Regions from separate parts of the Homo sapiens genome. Here region 2 is linked to region 1. A link is an interaction called in ENCODE POLR2A ChIA-PET data of the cell type or tissue named here. Cell type or tissue: PC-9. All regions are shown on one strand. Links, peaks and the distances in the headings refer to the core of each region. The heading gives the core; the rest is flanking DNA.

What was found. ChIA-PET counts read pairs that join two places held together with the same protein. Peaks named below come from ENCODE experiments on the same cell type or tissue, not always from the same donor. Only the 100,000 strongest peaks of a DNase experiment are listed, where the experiment ranks them.
Region 2: POLR2A ChIA-PET joins it to region 1 with 15 read pairs; 1 of 35 experiments calls an interaction of 5 or more read pairs at or near these places.

What each region holds. Positions count from the first base shown.
Region 1 is chr3:177,274,746-177,284,257 of GRCh38, forward strand. No RefSeq gene overlaps it. Among named protein-coding and RNA genes, the nearest start is that of LINC00501, 15 kb to the right of the region's middle. RefSeq lists an enhancer at 9,284-9,512. In PC-9, for the core only: no CTCF peak of the experiment used is centred there; DNase peaks (open chromatin) are centred at 4,936 and 7,554; H3K27ac peaks cover 883 bases.
Region 2 is chr3:177,065,163-177,074,674 of GRCh38, forward strand. All of the region lies in intron 2 of TBL1XR1 (TBL1X/Y related 1), which reads right to left. Among named protein-coding and RNA genes, the nearest start is that of TBL1XR1-AS1, 33 kb to the left of the region's middle. In PC-9, for the core only: no CTCF peak of the experiment used is centred there; a DNase peak (open chromatin) is centred at 4,939; H3K27ac peaks cover 1,039 bases.

The DNA.
Region 1 (9,512 bases), core at 667-8,666:
CCCTGCTAATTTTTGCATTTTTAGTAGAGACAGGGTTTCACCATGTTGGCCAGGTTGGTCTTGAACTCCTGACCTCAGGTGATCCACGCGCCTCAGCCCCACAAAGTGTTGCTATTACAGGCGTGAGCCACAGCACCCACACCCCACCCACATCTTTGTTTTGTTTTGTTTTTAATCACTTTGCTATCCCAAAGTAGAAGAAAGTGAGGATAGAGAAAATTATAAATCTTGGCCACATATAGCATAGACAAAAAATGATATTACTTAAAAAAGAGAAGCTATACAGGCTCTTTAACCTTGAATTGACAAGCAAAACTATTCCAACATTTCAATGGTAGATTTAGCTACCATAAAACAATATGACAATGCAACACAATCGTTTGACACTAAAATGTTATAAAAATCTTTGAAATTATTTAAACAGAGAGTACACCTAAATTCCATTAGTAGAGTTCTCTCCTAACTAAAATGGTTAAAATCCAATGAACCTTTTTTTGGGTTATTTGTTAACTATAATTTGCATTAAGTACATATTTTGAAAGATAAGTATTTAAAACTCATTTTTCCTAAAACAAAGATTGATATTAGTACTTCAGTTTTTTGTTTTTTTGTTTTGTTTTGTTTTGTTTTGGAAATGGAGTCTCGCTCTGTCACCCAGGCTAGAGTGCAATGGCACGATCTTGGCTCATTGGAACCTCCGCCTCCTGGGTTCAAGCGATTCTCCTGCCTCAGCCTCCCAAGTAGCTGGAATTATAGGCGCTGGCCACCACGCCCGGCTAATTTTTTGTATTATTATTATTTATTTTATTTTTTGTGATGAAGTTTTGCTCTTGTTGCCCAGGCTGGAGTGGAATGGCGTGATCTTGGCTCACTGCAAGCTCTGCATTCTGGATTCAAGTGATTCTCCTGCCTCAGCCTCCCGAGTAGCTGGGATTACAGGCGTGAGCTACCATGCCCAGCTAATTTTGTATTTGTAGTAGAGACAGGGTTTCTCCATGTTGGTCAGGCTGGTCTCGAACTCCTGACCTCAGGTGATCCACCAGCCTCGGCCTCCCAAAGTGCTGGGATTACAGGCTTGAGCCACCATGCCTGGCCCAGATAGTTTTGCCCACTAAAGAAGCAGGTTAGTTTCAGAGGAGTACAATTTTAGGTGGGAGAAAACTGATAAGTGAACACGCTTCATCAACAACTATCATTCAGCACACCATCAACAAAGAATCTCTAGAAGATGGCATTTTTTATGCTAACCAAAATATATTTACTCTACTTACAAGTATGTAAAATATATTTGTGCTTTTGTTTCCTTATCTGTAAAATGAGAAAAATAATTATACCTACCTTAACTCAAACTTCTGAGTTAATATGGGAAAATCATGTAGAATGTTGTATGGTATATAGCAAATGTTCTATGAGTTTACTATTGTTTGTTATTTAAGCAAATCAGAAAATAGAGTTAATAATATCTGTTCTTTGGATGAAGTTAGTATAGGGTTGTCAAATGGAGATTTATTCTTCCTGGTGAGGGTGAAGAATGATGGCTTGAAATTAAATTCCTGCCTCCCTGTGTTTTTGTTGGGTATGATAAGATTGTTTCACTTTTATTCACTGGAGGAGGACCTTAGGATTATTAGAGAGGATCCAGGGAGGGAGGTACATTCACTGAGTCCATAGCGACTAGCTTTCATGACCTGGACCCTCCATTTCCTCTATGTATTTGTAAAGCTTCTTTTATCCTTGTTGGATATAAGTTTTCTGCCTGTAAGTTTCAAGCCAGCAGATTACCTGATGAACCTATTAAAAAGAAAGAAAGCATTGTTTCCAGAAAATGTTTTGTACTCTTGAGCTCCCAGGCTAAGCTAAGTCAGCTGCTGAGGTAGACGTTGACAGATCACTGGACAGTGTTACCTTAACAGAAGAAAAATTAGTAGCTATTTTAAACAAGAAAACTACAAAAAGACATGGGCTATAATGTCAGATTTCATAATCTTTAGAAAGGTTGAAGAAAGCACCGTGGTTAGAGCCCTGGGTCCAAGCCCCAGCTCTGCCTCTTACTGGTTGTGTCTCCTGCAAGGACCCTGGCATCCATGAGGATGGTCACTGTATTTAACTGGGTTCCACCTAAGTGTCTGTAGCAGAGAGTGCCAAAATACATTGGCTTTAAAAAAGTAGATGCTTGGCCAGGTGCGGTGGCTCATGTCTGTAATCCCAGCACTTTGGGAGGCTGAGGCGGGCGGATCACCTGAGGTCAGGAGTTCGAGACCATCCTGGCCAACATGGTGAAACCCCCGTGTCTACTAAAAATACAAAATTAACCTGGTGTGGTGGTCGGCGTCTGTAATCCCAACTACTTGGGAGGCTGAGGCAGGAGAATCACTTGAACCCGGGAGGCAGAGGTTGCAGTGAGCCAAGATCACGCCATTGCACTCCATCCTGGGCAACAAGAGTGAAACTCCGTCTCAAAAAAAAAAAAAGGCCGGGCGTGGTGGCTCATGCCTGTAATCCCAGCACTTTGGGAGGCCGAGGCAGGCAGATCATGAGGTCAGGAGCTCGAGACCATCCTGGCTAACATGGTGAAACCTGGTCTCTACTAACAATACAAAAAAATTAGCCAGGCGTGGTGGCACATGCCTGTAGTCCCAGCTACTCGGGAGGCTGAGGCAGGAGAATGGCTTGAACCCGGGAGGTGGAAGTTGCAGTGAGCTGAGATCGCTCCACTGCACTCCAGCCTGGGCATCAGAGCGAGACTCCATCTCAAAAAAATAAAAAAAAATGTAGACGCTTGTTTCTTTCTCCGTAGACGTCCGGAAATAGGTAGTTCATCTCTGTTTTTGTTTTGTTTTGTTTTGTTTCGTTTTTTGAGATGGAGTCTTGCTCTGTCGCCCAGGCTGGAGGGCAGTGGCATGATCTCGGCTCACTGCAGCCGCTGCCTCCTGGGTTCCAGAGTTCTCCTGCTGCCCAGGCTGGAGTGCAGTGGAGCAATCTCGGCTCACTGCAACTTCCACCTCCCGGGTTCAAGCCATTCTCCTGCCTCAGCCTCCCGAGTAGCTGGGACTACAGGCACCCGCCACCATGTCCGGCTAATTTTGTATTCAGCCTCTCGAGTAGCTGGGACTACAGGCACACGTCACCACACCTGGCTAATTTTTTTGTATTTTTAGTAGAGACGGGATTTCACCATGTTGGCCAGGCTGATCTCGAATTTCTGACCTCAGGTGATCCACCCGCTTTGGCCTCCCAAAGTGCTAGGATTATAGGCATTAGCCACCACGCCTGGCTATCTCTGGGTTTAAGATGCCTACTTTTGTTCTGCCCATCTCAGCCAGCAGGAAGGAAGTAAAGGGTCAGGCATACACAATCTTTGTAAGGGCAAAACTGACAAAAAGGGCACCTATCACCTTCTCACATTTCATGGCTAGAACTTAGTCACATGGCCACCTCTGGCTGCAGGTGTGGCTAGATAAAGCAGTGGTCTTTAGTTAGGAAGCCATGGCCTCAGTGGAAACTCTATGTCTGTGGAAGGGGAGATCAGATACTGAAAGATAACTGGCCATATGCCTTGTCTTGGGAGAACTTGGAGTATTTGGAATATTTCACAGTACTTGGAAGAAGATAACATGAAAATCCAGTAGAAAGAGCACAGGACTAGAGGCCAGGCATGGTGGCTCATGCCTGTAATCCCAGCACTTTGGGAGGCCGAGGCAGGTGGATCACCTGAGGTCAGGAGTTCGAGACCAGCCTGACCCATATGGTGAAACCCCATCTCTACTAAAAATACAAAAAATAAGCTGGGCATGGTGGCACACACCTGTAATCCCAGCTACTTGAGAGACTGGGGCAGGGTAATTGCTTGAACCCAGGAGGCGAAGGTTGCGCCATTGCACTCTAGCCTGGGTGACAGGGTGAGACTCCATCTCAAAAAAAAAAAAAAATATATATATATATATATATGTATATATATATAGGTGTATATATATATATGTATATATATATGTGTATATATATGTATATATATATACGTATATATGTATATATATGTATATATATATACGTATATATATGTATATATATGTATATATATGTATATATATATGTATGTGTGTGTGTGTATATATATATATATATATATATATATATATATAATCCCCTTTCCTTGTACTCTGGAAACAATCAAATTCAGCATATAGATATATATTCCCACTAATTGTCCTCCAATCTTCAGTACAGTCTGTTCATAAAGTAGTCTTGTGTTACTAATATGTAGGGAACTAGCGGATGAGGTGATGTTGAGAGGCCTGGTGTTCTTTGTGACTCCATCTTTTGATGCTGTCATCACCAGCAACAGCATTATTCCAAAGAAAAGTGTGGTTCTATTTTTCCACGACAAGCAAAAAGGCAACCAGAAACCAAGTCAAAGTTGACTTGGAGTCAAGGTCAGTGAGGAGACAGGTTATAGCCAGATGGTCTCTAGGAAGGAAATGAGCCTTGTGTTTTCAAAGATAAATATTTAATTACTTACCTTTCCTATAACAAAGTGTGTGTGTTGGTGGAGGGGTGGGTGCAAACCTCATTTGTAAGTGGGAAGGGAACTCAAGCTGTTTTATGTAAATATCAAAGGAAAGGCTGATCCCAGCAGACTAGAAGGTTGGGATGCTTCCAGGGAGGCAGGTAAACAAGCCACGACGGTAAGTTTAGAGTGGGTAAGTGAGTGAACTATGAATGTAGCTGATCCTTGAGTCCAGGCTGCGTTGGGAGGCTAGGAATGGGGTGTTGGATAAAGTACACTTACAATTTGGGAAGGAATCAAGGACTTGGAGTAGACCCTTTCAGAAAAGAGCAAGTAGCTTGGGTGCCTGAGCAGAAGTGGACGGTCAGGAACTGGTGGTCAGTGAGAGAGCAGAGATCAACATCTTAAAGCCACATTCCTACTGAAGCAAGTCAAGCGCGACTTTACAGAGTGACACACCTTTACAAACTTGTGGGCTGAAAAAGGAATGGAATTTTTTTTTCCCCTTTATACCAGACATTTCTGGATTATGAAGAGAGGAAACTTAGATCTTCTCTACCTTTAAAACCAATAAATAAATAAATAAAATAAAAATAAAAGAAAGAAGATCTCTGGCTTTACAGGTGATGAATGGTCCACCTAGTTATACTCTTGACTTTCCCTGTAAAAGAACATCGTTAGCCCATTCCATCCAGCAAGTGTTTCCCAAACTTCACTGGTCAAAAGCATTACCTGGGTTTCATCCCAAGCCATTTGAATCAGAACTGCAAAGAAGGGAATCTAAGAATCAGCACCTTTAGGCTGGGCGCGGTGGCTCACGTCTGTAATCTCAGCGCTTTGGGAGGCCTAGGTGGGCGGATCACCTGAGGTTGGGAGTTGGAGACCAGCCTGTCCAACATGGAGAAACCTTGTCTCTACTAAAAATACAAAATTAGCTGGGCATGGTAGCGGGTGCCTGTAATCCCAGCTACTCGGGAGGCTGAGGCAGGAGAATCACTTGAACCCGAGAGGCAGAGGTTGCAGTGAGCTGAGATTGCGCCATTGCACTCCAGCCTGGGCAACAAGAGCAAAATTCCGTCTCAAAAAAAAAAAAAAAGGATCAGCATCTTTAACAAGGGTTCCTGTGCACTTTTTTGACCAGGGACATTTGGGAAATATGATGTTCTCTAAGCAGTGGTGGTCACGTTACTGCTGGGGTGGTTCTGTATGCCCAGAGCAGATGTACTGCCGAGTGTGGTGGCTCATGCCTGTAATCCCAGCACTTTGGGAGACCGAGGCGGGCAGATTACCTGAGGTCTGGAGTTCGAGACCAACCTGACCAAAATGGTGAAACCCCATCTCTACTAAAAATATAAAATTAGCCGGGCATGGTGGCACATGCCTGTAATCCCAGCTACTCGGTAGGCTGAGGCAGAAGAATCGCTTGAACCCGGGAGACAGAGGTTGCGGTGAGCCAAGATCGCACCATTGCACTCCAGCCTGTGCAAAAAGAGCAAAACTCTGTCTCAACAAAAACAAAACAAAACAAAACAACAAAAAAAAGAGAGCAGATGTACTTAAAACTTAGGACAGGATGTAAGAGGAGAAGGGAAATTAAAGTTAAGCTGAGATAAGGAACAGAAATTCAAAGAGCAGCAAACCACGTTTGTGGATTTCTAAGTTCTTTATCTTAGTCATTTTGCTCTCTGGGCCTCTGTTTCCTTATCTGTAAAATGATGGGGTTAATCTACTTTTAGGGCCCTGGTGGGTGTCTCCAGGACCATTCTGAAGGGGAGAGCCTGTCTTAGTCTGTTTGTGTTGCTATAGAAGAATAACTGGCTGGATATGGTGGCTCATGCCTGTAATTCCAGCACTTTGGGAGGCTGAGGTGGGCGGATCACCTGAGGTCAGGAGTTTGACCCCAGCCTGGCCAACATGGTGAAACCCTGTCTCTACTAAAAATACAAAAATTAGCTGGGTGTGGTGGCATGAGCCTGTAATCCCAGCTCCTTGGGAGGCTGAGGCAGGAGAATTGCTTGAACCCAGGAGGCGGAGGTTTCAGTGAGCCAAGATCGCACCACTGCACTCCAGCCTGGGCAACGGAGTGAGATTCCATCTCCAAAAAAATAAAAATTACAAAGAAAGGAATAACTGAGACTGGGTAATAGGTAAAGAAAAGAGGTTTATTTGGCTCACAGTTCTGCAGACTATATAAGAAGCATGGTGCCAGTATCTGCTTCTGGTGAGGGCCTCAGACTGCTGCTACTCGTGACCAAAGGCTAAGGGGAAACAGTGTGTGCAGAGGTCACATGGCGAGAGAGGAAATGAGAGTGGGGGAGGTGCCAGGTTCTTTTTAACAACCAGCTCTCACAGGAACACAGAATAAGAACACACCATTTATCCCCCACTCCACCCAAGAAAGGGCATCAATCTATTAATGAGAGATCTACCCCCATGACCTAAACACCTCCCATTAGGCCCCACGTCCAAAATTGGGGATAAGATTTCAAAATGATCATTGGAGGGGACAAACATCCAAACTATAGCAGGCTCCCTCAGGCTTATCACAATCTCCTCTTCAGCCAAAGCAAATCCGCTTAGATTTGCTTTGTTGATTGGGCTTCTATGTCAGTACCATTTTTTTGAATTTAGAAAACTACTGCTCTAAATGATTTTAAAGGTCTTTACAGCTCTAGGATACTAAGTGTGTCTTCAGCAGCAATGCCAACAACAGAGATCATTAGCACAGAAAAAGAGCACCAAGAGGAACCTTAGGACGCAGGCTACATTTTGAGACCTAGTTTTAAATATTGACTCCTGCTGTTCAAGCCTGCTGGCTTCCTTGTTGTGGGCTGACATTCAAGTGGAGAAGAAATAATTGTGGTATTTCCATGAATATAGCAGCTTAACTTAAAGACACAAAATCAACCCCAAAGGTTGTTTGTCATTGTGTAGACAAAATAATAACTGGTTAATTGCCTGAATTTTCTTCCTGTTCACTGGTTGTTTTGGTATCAAGTATCTATAGCCAAATGTAAGTTCTGTTGAGTGACTTGGCATAAGACCAGCTGTGCATTCAAAAGCAGGTGTAGCCAGCAACAAGCCAGGTGCCTGGTGGGAGAGCCTGCCAGGAGTTGAGAGATGGCACTTCCCCTATGTAGGCAGTGCATGTTATGCTATATCTTTAGAAATAAGCATCTGTTTACAAATGAATATAACCTTTGCCTGCTTACTCACCTTTCAATCTAGGGAAAAGGACTGCTATAGGCCTGTGTGGCAAAACTTGGGTTCAAGTCCAGCTCTGTGCTTATTGCGTACTTTGGACAAATCACCTATCTTATCTAAACTGGGAGACAATAATATCTACTTTGCAGCACTGCTGTGAAGATTAAATAAGATAATGTATGTGAAAGCATTTTGTAAATAGCACGAAGTCTTAAAAATGTAAAGATACATTTATGATAATGAATAACGGCACCATATTCAAGCAAACAACATTAGGAAGAAAACACTATTACATTCACAAACTATACAAATGCTTTTATGTATAATCAGACAATAAATAATATGTTTATTAACATATCCATGTATTCATTCATTCACTCATTCCTGACTACATAGCAGTAGTCCCTGGGGGAGATAAGAAGTCAGTTAAGGGAAAATAGTTAGACAAAAGATACATTTAGGATTTGATGATCAAGCAGTTCAATGTCTATTGAGCCAGTACTATGTTCCAGGAGCCAGGTTCCTTCCCTGGGGGAGCACACATCTCCAGTGGAGGGGCTTATAGTCACAGAGGGAAGATAATGGCTCAGTGAAGTCTGATGAATCCAGAGGATATCCAGAGTTCACCCCCAGCTTGGCAAATGGATGCTGACTGAACACTGATTTGATCTCAAGGCAACTTTCCAGAATGTTCGTTGCTCTCCCCATTCTCATTCAATTGCACTCATCATGTCCTGCCTGGATGCTCAGGACTCTCCCAAATGCACTGAATGAACTGCAAGGTACCTGGGCTAAGCCCAGTTTAGCCTTTCAGAGTAGAATGACTAGACTTGTGGACAACTAGACTAGTAGACTAGTAGAGAGATGGTCCTCAGAGCCTCCCTAACATAGTACTGAAGGAAAAGCCTTTTTTTTTTTTGAGACCGAGTCTCACTCTTGTTGCCCAGGCTGGAGTGCAGTGGCGCGATCTCGGCTCACTGCAACCTCCGCCTCCCGGATTTAAGTGATTCTCCTGCCTCATCCTCCCAAGTAGCTGGGATTACAGGCGCCTGCCACCACGCCTGGCTAATTTTGCATTTTTAGTAGAGACGGGGTTTCGATATATTGGTTAGGCTAGTCTCGAACTCCTGACCTCAGGTGATCCACCCACCTTGGTCTCCCAAAGTGCTGGGATTACAGGTGTTAGCCACTGCACCGGCTTTTTTTTTTTTTTTTTTTTTTTTTTGAGAGGGAGTCTTGCTCTGTTGCTTAGGCTGGAGTGCAGTGGCGCAATCTTGGCTCACTGCAACCTCCGCCTCCCGGGTTCAAGCGATTTTCCTGCCTCAGCCTCCTGAGTAGCTGGGATTACTGACGCGCATCACCACGCCCAGCTAATTTTTGTATTTTTGGTAAAGACGGAGTTTCACCATGTTGGCCAGGCTGGTCTCAAACTCCTGACCTCAAGTGATCCGCCCGCCTCAACCTCCCAAAGTGCTGGGATTACAGGCGTGAGCCACCGCGCCCAGTTAGGAAAAGACTTTTTAAGTAAAAAATAAAAATCATTGTGCCTCCTTTGAACATGTTCTTTTCACATTGTAGTAGCCAACACAAATGATTTAGCATATACATATATGATTTATGTTGAGAAAATATGCAAGATGAAGTAGCTTTAAGCAGCAGAGATAAAGGAATCTGGGCTGCCTGTTAGTCACCATACCCTTTGGTTTACCTGTATAATATTGCACCATGCTGCAGAAGGCATTCATCTCCCATATGCGGATCATTTAGGTCAGTGCTCATGGTTAATTCCAAACTTGCTCCTCTC
Region 2 (9,512 bases), core at 811-8,810, 210 kb before region 1:
TTGCTTCCAATAGTTAGGAAAATGATTATACAACCAAAACATGGCTGGTGTTATTTTTCTTCAAAGTAACATACTGGCAAAAATAAAACAAAATTTTTTAGAGGGCTTTAGCATAATATTTTAATGATTTTATCAAATAGCATAAAATGTTGCTCACTTTTTCTCCTTAACTGTAAAAAGAAGTAAATTTTAAAAATAAAAAATATTAGTTATTTGCAAGAAGGCTGATTTAGTTAAAAAAGAATATCAGTTACTTGGGAAAAGACCATTGGGTGGGGTAGAACCATGAGTTATCCACTCCAGTTTTATCTATGAAACTTGGCAGGATATGAAGTCTCTATTTTCTCACCATCTCATCTGTAATGTTCAAGTCTCAAAAAGCTCTAGGTATGTATGAGATAGGCTGGAATACAGTTCCCAAAACTCAAATGATGCTTTCTTACTGGACATACTTAAACCTTAACACGAAGTGGGGGAAAAAAGAAAACTGAGGCATGACTCAAATATATCTAATTATACTTATTTGTCCTCATGTCACAGAAATGACTGAAAGGAGAGGTCAGGAAACTTTTATATAAAGAGCCAAACAATAAATATTTCAGGCTTTATCAGCCATACAGCCTGTTACAATTACTCAATTCTGCTGTGTGGTGCAAAAGCAGCAACACACAATATGTAAACAAACGAGTGTGGCTGTGTTCCAATAAACTCAACTTATGGACACTGAAATTTGAATTTCATAATATCATTGTATCATAAAGTATTATTCTTCTGATTTTTTTTTCCTAAGCACTTATAAAAATGTAAAGACCTTTCTTTGCTTGTGATTCTTATAAAAGGAAAGCGAGCTAGATTTGGTCCACAGAGTGTAGTTTGCCAATTCCTCTTTAAAAATGATATATTCACATCTATTCAGCATAAAGAAATATCTAACGTGGAACTATGCTGGTTGTCCTGCCACATCATGGATTTCTTTATGATACAGTTAGCAGATTTTTTAAAAAAATCAAAAATTAACAAGCATTTGAGTAGGCTACCAGGTGACAAACTGCTACTGCCCTACATTGAGGACAAAGTGGTGACTAAGTACCACCCATCAAGCTTGTCATAGGGAGAAAGACAAATGGGAGGCAATGACAATTTTCTAGTGGACACACACAGAAGAAGCCCTAACTAAAGTTAGCAGTCTAGGAACACATTTAGAAGGAGTGTCCTTGGTATTCAGACTAAAGGAGGGGCACGAAAACAAGGGTGCTTGGGGAAGGGAGGGAGTGAACAGAAGCATCCCATGAGCTGCAGCAGGTGTGGAAGGAATGAGTGAGGACAGAGACGAGTAAGGCTTGAAATGCAGGCAGAAACTATATTCAGGAGGACCTTCAAGGCAGCACTAAGAGAAAACAAATCCATTAAACAGTTTCAGGAAGAGCAGGGAAAAGCACAGACTATAAAGAAGCTAGATTGGAGTAAGAGGAATTAGGGAGCCAAATTAGGAAAATATTGCAGTAACTCAGGAGAAGACTAAATCCTGGACTGTCACAGAGGAACACTGGGGTTCCAAAAATATTTAGAAGGTAGACTCAATGGTAACTGACTGGATGCATAGTTGAGGCATAGTTGAGGAAAAGGAAAGAATCAAAGGTTTCTCTCTGGACAACTGAACGGTTGGTACTGTCAATTACTGAGATGGGAAACCACAGAGGAAGAGTGACAATTACAATATCTTCATCTAAAGAAAAGGTACCCTCTTCACCAAAAAAATTAATTCAAAGAGTACAATTAACTTTATATAACCTGAATGTTTATTACATGCTTAATGGAATAAGTCAAATACTCTTTTGAGGATACTGGCCCAGGGCACTGGTCTAGATGTACTATAGTACACTAGATGGTAAATGTTCTGGCAGGACACCTTCCTCAACTTTAGCCTAACCACCAGTAAGGTGCGGTATTGTGCTCGGCACACATAGCAGGCACAGTCAATTCTGAAGGCATGCTAAATTGAATGACTTTAAAAACAAAACATCCAACCCCATCCATGATAAAATTATAAGAAATTAAATCATAATTTGATCAATCATGAATATGTTTGTCACGGGGAACAATTAGCAACTATTTTATTTTTAGGATTTCCCAAAATGAGATGGGCTAGGTGGAATCCAACTGAGACAGACTGACAAAGAAACAGTAAATTTTCTTTTCCCCTAATATCATTCAGTCCAAAACTTGGATGAAAGTATCCAACCTGCAAAGGTTTTTCACAATGCTCATTCTGATTAGCAAAGGCCATCAATTTCCCAGCTGAAACTAGTAACAAGTGATGCTTCCAGCACCACCTAATGCATTCCAGGGCAAAGAAAAATACAAATCAAAATGATATAAATTATTGCTTTTAAAAATTCCTGCAATAAATATATATTGCTGGTATATTTTTAAGTCATAATAAAAAATACCAAATAAGAGCAGGAAAGTTATCTGTCCAAACTGCTATAAACTGATTATTTAATTGATCATAGTGCTATATTAGTTCCCGGCAATTAAGTTTTTTTTTTAAAGGAAAAAGACCTTGAAAGGCTTACTTCTAAAACAACTTAAAAGCCTATGTGCCAAAGAGTGAAATTAGAGAAAATGCCACTACTTCATGAGTGGACTTAATAAGGCTTTGCAGAACTTAGAACTTGTCCATTATGGTTTATTTATATAGCCAAATGAACGCTCTAGGATGTGATGTAGTCTTCCCCTGCCCGCATGAGTACTAAATACTAGGAATCAGATCTCAAAGAGTACACAAGAAGACTTACCACTATAGTTCCTCCATTCTGGTATCTTTTAGAACAACTGTCTTTAAACTAGGTCACAAAACAGCACTGAGACACTCATCCAGTCTTTACACTTCACCACCCAGGTATCAGGCCTGATGAAGAGTATATCATGCATAAATGAAGTCCTGCCCTCAAAGAGCTTATGGCTTATTAAATAAACAGGATATTCAAAATAGACACTTCCTAAATTCACAAAGGATTTATTTGTATATTCTACCTGATCATATTTACTCATTCTTAAATATTAACTGAGATCCTCCCAAAAATTAGATCTTTGTAACTTTCCTCCTCTCAGAAATCACTTGTATACTCATAAAAGCTTTTATTTAAAATTCCAATCACTTATAGGCAATCAACTACTTAATTCAAACCATAGCTATATTAATGTAGCCAAAAGCAAATCCAAAATTAGTCTTAATATTTAGCCAATTGGTGGCTATATTCAAAAGTTCGCTTAATATTGTAAATGTTCACCATGAAATATCATTTTACTGCATAACTTTGTAGCCAATAATTCAGCAAATATTACAAAAACACAGGACTAGTGAGGCAATCCAGCTACGACTATTCAGTGAGCTGAATATGTACAGCATTTTCAGCATCACAAAACTCAGTTCAGCATATACTCGCTGGACAACTACTGCTCCAAATATTTAATCCTCTCCTAGTTCTCCTACACATCAAAGTACTACTTTAAATGTCACCCTCAATCAAGACAGACAGCATATTCTTTTCTGATTCCATTCTTGAAGCCAGGGCCCAACTGTGATCCTCGATTACATAATTTTAAATCTAGATGACTGAAAAAAACAGTGAAAGAGTTATGGACACAAAGAAAGAAATAAGATTATCTTCTTAAATCTCCTAGCTATAGCACATTTTTAAGAGATCTGGACACTCTTTGCATGATCTAAAGTCAAATGTGTAATCGAAATTACTTTATCTTACAAACATAACTTAGTCCAAAACTAAAGTATAATTATAACTTAGATGTGACGAACTTAAATTACTTTTCCTTCTCTCTTTCATTGGAATCCAGAGCTCGGATGTAAATTAAAAATAACATCTTGGATGGCCTATATGATTTTAGACAAGTGATGCAAATTTTCTGGGTCTCTGTGTCATCTATAAAATGAGAAAATGGAATCAGACAGTCTCCTCTACTTCTAAACTTCAAAGACGTGAGTCAGTATATGTCACAGAGTTGTATATAGGAACCTTGCAAGCTACCTGAGAGTATGAGGTCATAAAGCAATTTTTAAGAAAGCATTTTTATAGGCCTAAAAAATGTATTAGAAGACCAAAATCAGGGTCAGATCTCAGACAGACATCTCCAGGAATCAGGAAAAGGGAAAACAATAAGCTCATCTCATTAAGAAATATTTCAGTACCTACTGCACATGATGTTTATTAAGACTTATCAACCTTTATAAACACCAACATATAAAGACATAAAAAAAACAGTACACCAGCTGGGCATGGTGGCTTACACTTATAATCCCAGCACTTTGGGAGGCCAAGGCAGGCAGATCACCTGAGGTCAGGAGTTTGACACCAGCCTGATCAACATGGTGAAACCCCATCTCTACAAAAAAAAATACAAAAAAATTACCCAGGCATGGTGGCGCAGGCCTGTAATCTCAGCTACTCGGGAGGCTGAAGAATGAGAATTGCTTGAACCCGGGAGGTGGAGGTTACAGTGAGCCGAGATCGCACCACTGCAGTCCAGCCTGGGCAACAGAGGAAAACTCTGACGAAAGAAAAGAAAGAAAGGAAAGGAAAGAAAGGAAGGAAAGGAAGGAAAAGGAAGGAAAGGAAGGAAGGAAGGAAGGAAGGAAGGAAGGAAGGAAGGAAGGAAGGAAGGAAGGAAGGAAAAACAACACACCAAATCAATTATTCATTAGTTAACTGAGACTTCTAGTATCAAACTGGTTTCAACTGTGATCTAAGCCAGGGATCTGCAAACTACAGCCTGTATGTCAAATTCAACCTGTCACCTATATTTGTATAGCCCACAGGTAAGAATGGTTTTCACAAAATGCTTTTTTAAAAAACAGAATATTTGTTGTTTATTTGATGATAGGGAACACTGACTCATAATCTCAATTAAGCAATTTTTTAAAAGTCTCAGCAAAGCTCTTGAGGCTTGAAAGCAGTAAACTAGCATCCATTATATGATGAGTCACTTTGATTTAAGTCCAAGAGTCATTAGCTACAAATTTATTTCTTTTTATACCCAAAAGACCTCTGATGAGCTGCCTCATTGCCCACAGACATTGACTTCAACTTCCTAAATGTATAAAAGTGATTATTTACACAGATTATAACTAAGATCCTTCTAAAACATAAAAATACATATCCTAGGAAATAATAAATATGTATGGAATAACTGAATAAATTACAGTCAAGGTATATCAACAGGGGAACAAAGAAGGACAAGAAATGAAAATGCTAAGAGATAAGAAGATAGGTCATACTTCTGGTACATATTTTCAATAACTAAGCAGTAATCAGTCACAGAACTTAAGGTAAAGCAATGTCAGTCTGGCAAAGAATTAGAAAGTCAGACACGAAAAATAAAAATTGGCCAGGTGCGGTGGCTCACATCTGTAATCCTAGCACTTTGGGGGGCCGAGGCGGGTGGATCACCTGAGGTCAGGAGTTCAGGGCCAGCCTGGCCAACGTGGCGAAACCCCATCTCTACTAAAATACAAAAATTAGCCAGCATGAGGCAGGTGCCTGTAATCCCAGTTACTCAGGACGCTGAGATGGGAGAATCGCTTGAACCCAGGAGACGGTAGCTGCAGTGAGCTGAGATTGCACCACTGCACTCCAGCCTGGGCAGCTAAGCAAGACTCCGTCTCAAAAAAAAAATAAATAAATAAATAAAAATAAACTAAAATCAAGATCTGTCAAAATCTGTCTGACTAGCATAAAATACTGAGTGTGTCTGAATAGGAATCTGTATTACAATAGAAAGCTAATGAGACTTTATCAACTAAAACTAACTACTTATTCTAGCTTTGGAACAGACATGTTCTGAGAATCTGTTTTTTTTTTTTTTTTTGAGACAGAGTTTTGCTCTGTTGCCCAGGCTAGAGTGTGGTGGTGCGATCTCGGCTCACTGCAAGCTCCGCCTCCCAGGTTCACGCCATTCTACTGCCTTAGCCTCCCGAGCAGCTGGGACTATAGGCACCCGCCACCGTGCCCGGCTAATTTTTTGTATTTTCAGTAGAGACGGGGTTTCATCTAAGAATCTCAAAGAGTGGAACACATGCTAAAGCTTTACAAGGACAGTTAATCACCTGAATAGATAGGAACTCTGCTTAAAACTCAAATATTATAGGAAGAACAAAGAGAAAAGGAGGCCAGGGTAATAAATACTACCCACAGTAATGTTTATGAAACACTGTATTAGAAGAAGATGTGGTTATTCCTTGGTTCCTCATGAGGGAAAAAAATCCTACGTAACTCAGACTAGTAAGTAAATCAAAACTTGTGTCCATGGATTGGTTATACTCAGTCAATTCTCTGGAAGGGCTAGAGTAAAAATGTCCAAAAGATTGTTCAGGAAGCAGAAATATGTGATTGATAACAGCCCAAGTATCAAAGTATAGTTTTAAAAAAAAACTGTGAAGAGATCAACATCCATCCCCCACAGGGCAATAAATGCTCGCTCAAATCGAGTGAAGACGATGCAAACTAAATTTAGTACTCAGCTAATAGATTGACACATACAGATGTGCACTCACACACAACCCAGCTACTAGTAAACCCAGAAGAAAAAGGGAAAAGTATATGGAGTAAAGATAACTGACATAAATTGGAGAAGGCTTCCAACTTTTATTGAAAACTAGGAGAAATCCACCATGAAAGTCTCATAGGTCAATTTCACAGGATGAGAGAAAACAGTTGGCAGTACTGTCATATAAAATGTACTATTTAAAAAACAGGCAAACAAAAAAGCCCCCAGGGCACATGGGCTGGGGAGAAGAGAAGTACATCACTCCATAACCACACTGAGGCCCTACCGTGTACATTCCTTATATGTGCCCTACCCAGTCAAGTTACAGATTCTAACTGCAAAGTTAACTCTTAATATTTCTTAATAGAATAGTACCTTCTTAGAAGATTCTTTCTTAAAAGACACACAGCAATGTACTTCACTGTTAAGGCTGTTCAAGGTGTTCAAAACTTAAAATCAGATACGGTATTCTATTATACTAATGACAAAATGTGATCAACTTTTTATTTAGCATAGTAATTGGGATCCGTAGACCCCTGGAGTTCCCAAGACTTTTTAAGGGAACTGTGAGGTCAAAATTACTTTTATGGTATTACTAAGATATTACTTGCATTTTTCACTCCATTGGCATTTGCACCAATGTTACAAAGCGATAGTGGGTAAAACTGCTCACACCTTAGTATTACGAATCAAGACCTGATGGTATTACTAGTAGTCATTGTATTTTTTCACCACTATGCACTCAAAAAAAAAAAAAAAATTCCCTGAAGAATATCCTTGAATGAAACAGAAAAGGTGATATTATGAAAATCTTAAATGTTCAAATACACATCTTTTTAATATGCTGTGTGTGTAACAAAGTGCTAAGTAACAGAGTTACTTCCGTTGCATACTAAAATGATGGTTGTCTCAAAAAACAGGACTGCAATGGTTTGAATTGCAAGTTACACTAGCCACTTTTTTCATGGAACAGCGTTTATACTTCAAAGAAGAAATGACAATATAGTTATTCAGACTGGGGATTTGGCAGACATTTTCCTGCAAATGAATGAAATGGCCAGGCGCAGTGGCTCACGCCTGTAATCCCAACACTTTGAGAAGCCGAGGCGGGTGGATCACTTGAGGTCAGGAGTTCGAGACCAGCCTGGCCAACATGGCGAAACCCTGTCTCTATTAAAAATACAAAAATTAGCCAGGTGTGGTGGCATGCACCTGTAATCTCAGCTACTTGGGGGGTTGGGGCAGGAGAATCGCTTGAACCCAGGAGGTGGAGGTTGCAGTGAGCCAAGACAGGACCACTGCACTCCAACCTGGGTGACAAAGAGAGAGTTTGATTTCAAAAAAAGAAAAAAAATACATTAGTAAGTAATACAAAATTTCCATTTTAATATCTGATACATTTAATATTGATAACTATAACCCACATAAACAAAAGCTCTTTGAGATCATCAATAAATTAAGATTGTAACAAGATCCTAAGACCAAAATGTTTGAGACCTATTGAGTCCCTCATGGCAATATTGGTGACAAATATTTTTGTCAAAGAGTTTCTCTGGAAAAACTGGAAAACAGGCTCCTTAGCCCACAGTACTGGTCATATTTTAACACAACCTAAATCTTTAGTTTGGTTTCTGTTGTGTTCATGTTGGAATACATATTGATAAGTTTATACTTAATAAACAAAAAAGGTACTTAAAAGCCATAAATATCAGAGTATCAAAGCTCTAGTTTTGATATAACACATGGCATCTACTAACTCTAAAACATATTGGAGGAATGAAAATTATAAATTTTCTGAGACTACACTTCTATAAATGGACTTCTATTTGGAAAGATTCAATCATTTTACTTAAATTTAGTTTTTCTATCATGCATGTAACAAATGTTTTACTGAGTACTACACTACACGCCTGCCACTGTTCTAGGCCCTTAACACTGTAGCAATATAGAAATCCATTAATATAAAGGAACAATACAGTGAAGAGTGGGCTTCATAGCCAAACTTACCCCATTTGCTACCAAACTTTAGTAGAAGGTGTAGCGGAGTGTGGAAGCTGCAGTAAAGGCGCACTGCTCCCGCAACACACTGTCTTTCCTTCTGGTGGGATTCAGCACGTTTTTGTTTGTTTTGCCCAGACTCATCACTTGTATTGTAGAAGGTGCCAAAGGGTTGCAATCCCTTTCCTTCTAACCAAAACTTGAAACTAGTCTCTCTCTTGCAGCATTTATTTCCCAAGAAAACCCATTCAGGACTCCAAACATGGGGTAGCGTTCTTTACCACATACACAGCAACAAAGAATGCAGGTCTTTGGTACTGGAGAATTGATTCATTACATACTCAACCTGTTTGCTACATAAGGAATAAAGGGAGCAGGGCTAGCTGGGCAAAAAATCTGAAATTCTTTATAGCCAGATTTCCAAGTTATACCTGGTACAGTTTCCATACCCATCCCTGTGTACCTTGAGGATACGTAAGAAAGAACAGAGGAGATGTAGGGAGTGAAAGAGCTAGAGAATAGAGAGGCATATGTGTTTAATAATGCCAAGAAACTAGTCTACACTCACACTGCTATTCCTGACTGCATCAATAATTGCTGTGGATATATTAGAAGATATTCAAGCATAAGATAGGGTTTTCCTTCTTTCCAAAGTCCTTGCGTATGAGCCATGATCAACCTCTTTACCAACAGGAAGCCTAAGCCTAGGGAAAAATGTGAGTAAGCACAGCTCTCCCTACGCTTCTATCAACGCTTTCCCTAGATCAACCTTTTTCTTACCAACCACCTCAAAATCGGGCACTATTTCACTAATTAACCTCTCTGCCTTGACAACTTCCTCATCCCCACCTTCTCGTGAGCCTGAAATCTGATCCCCGGCATTCTAACATCAACGGAGCCCACTGCCCTTTTCAAACAGACTTATATTCCAAGTTTTCTATGCTACCTCC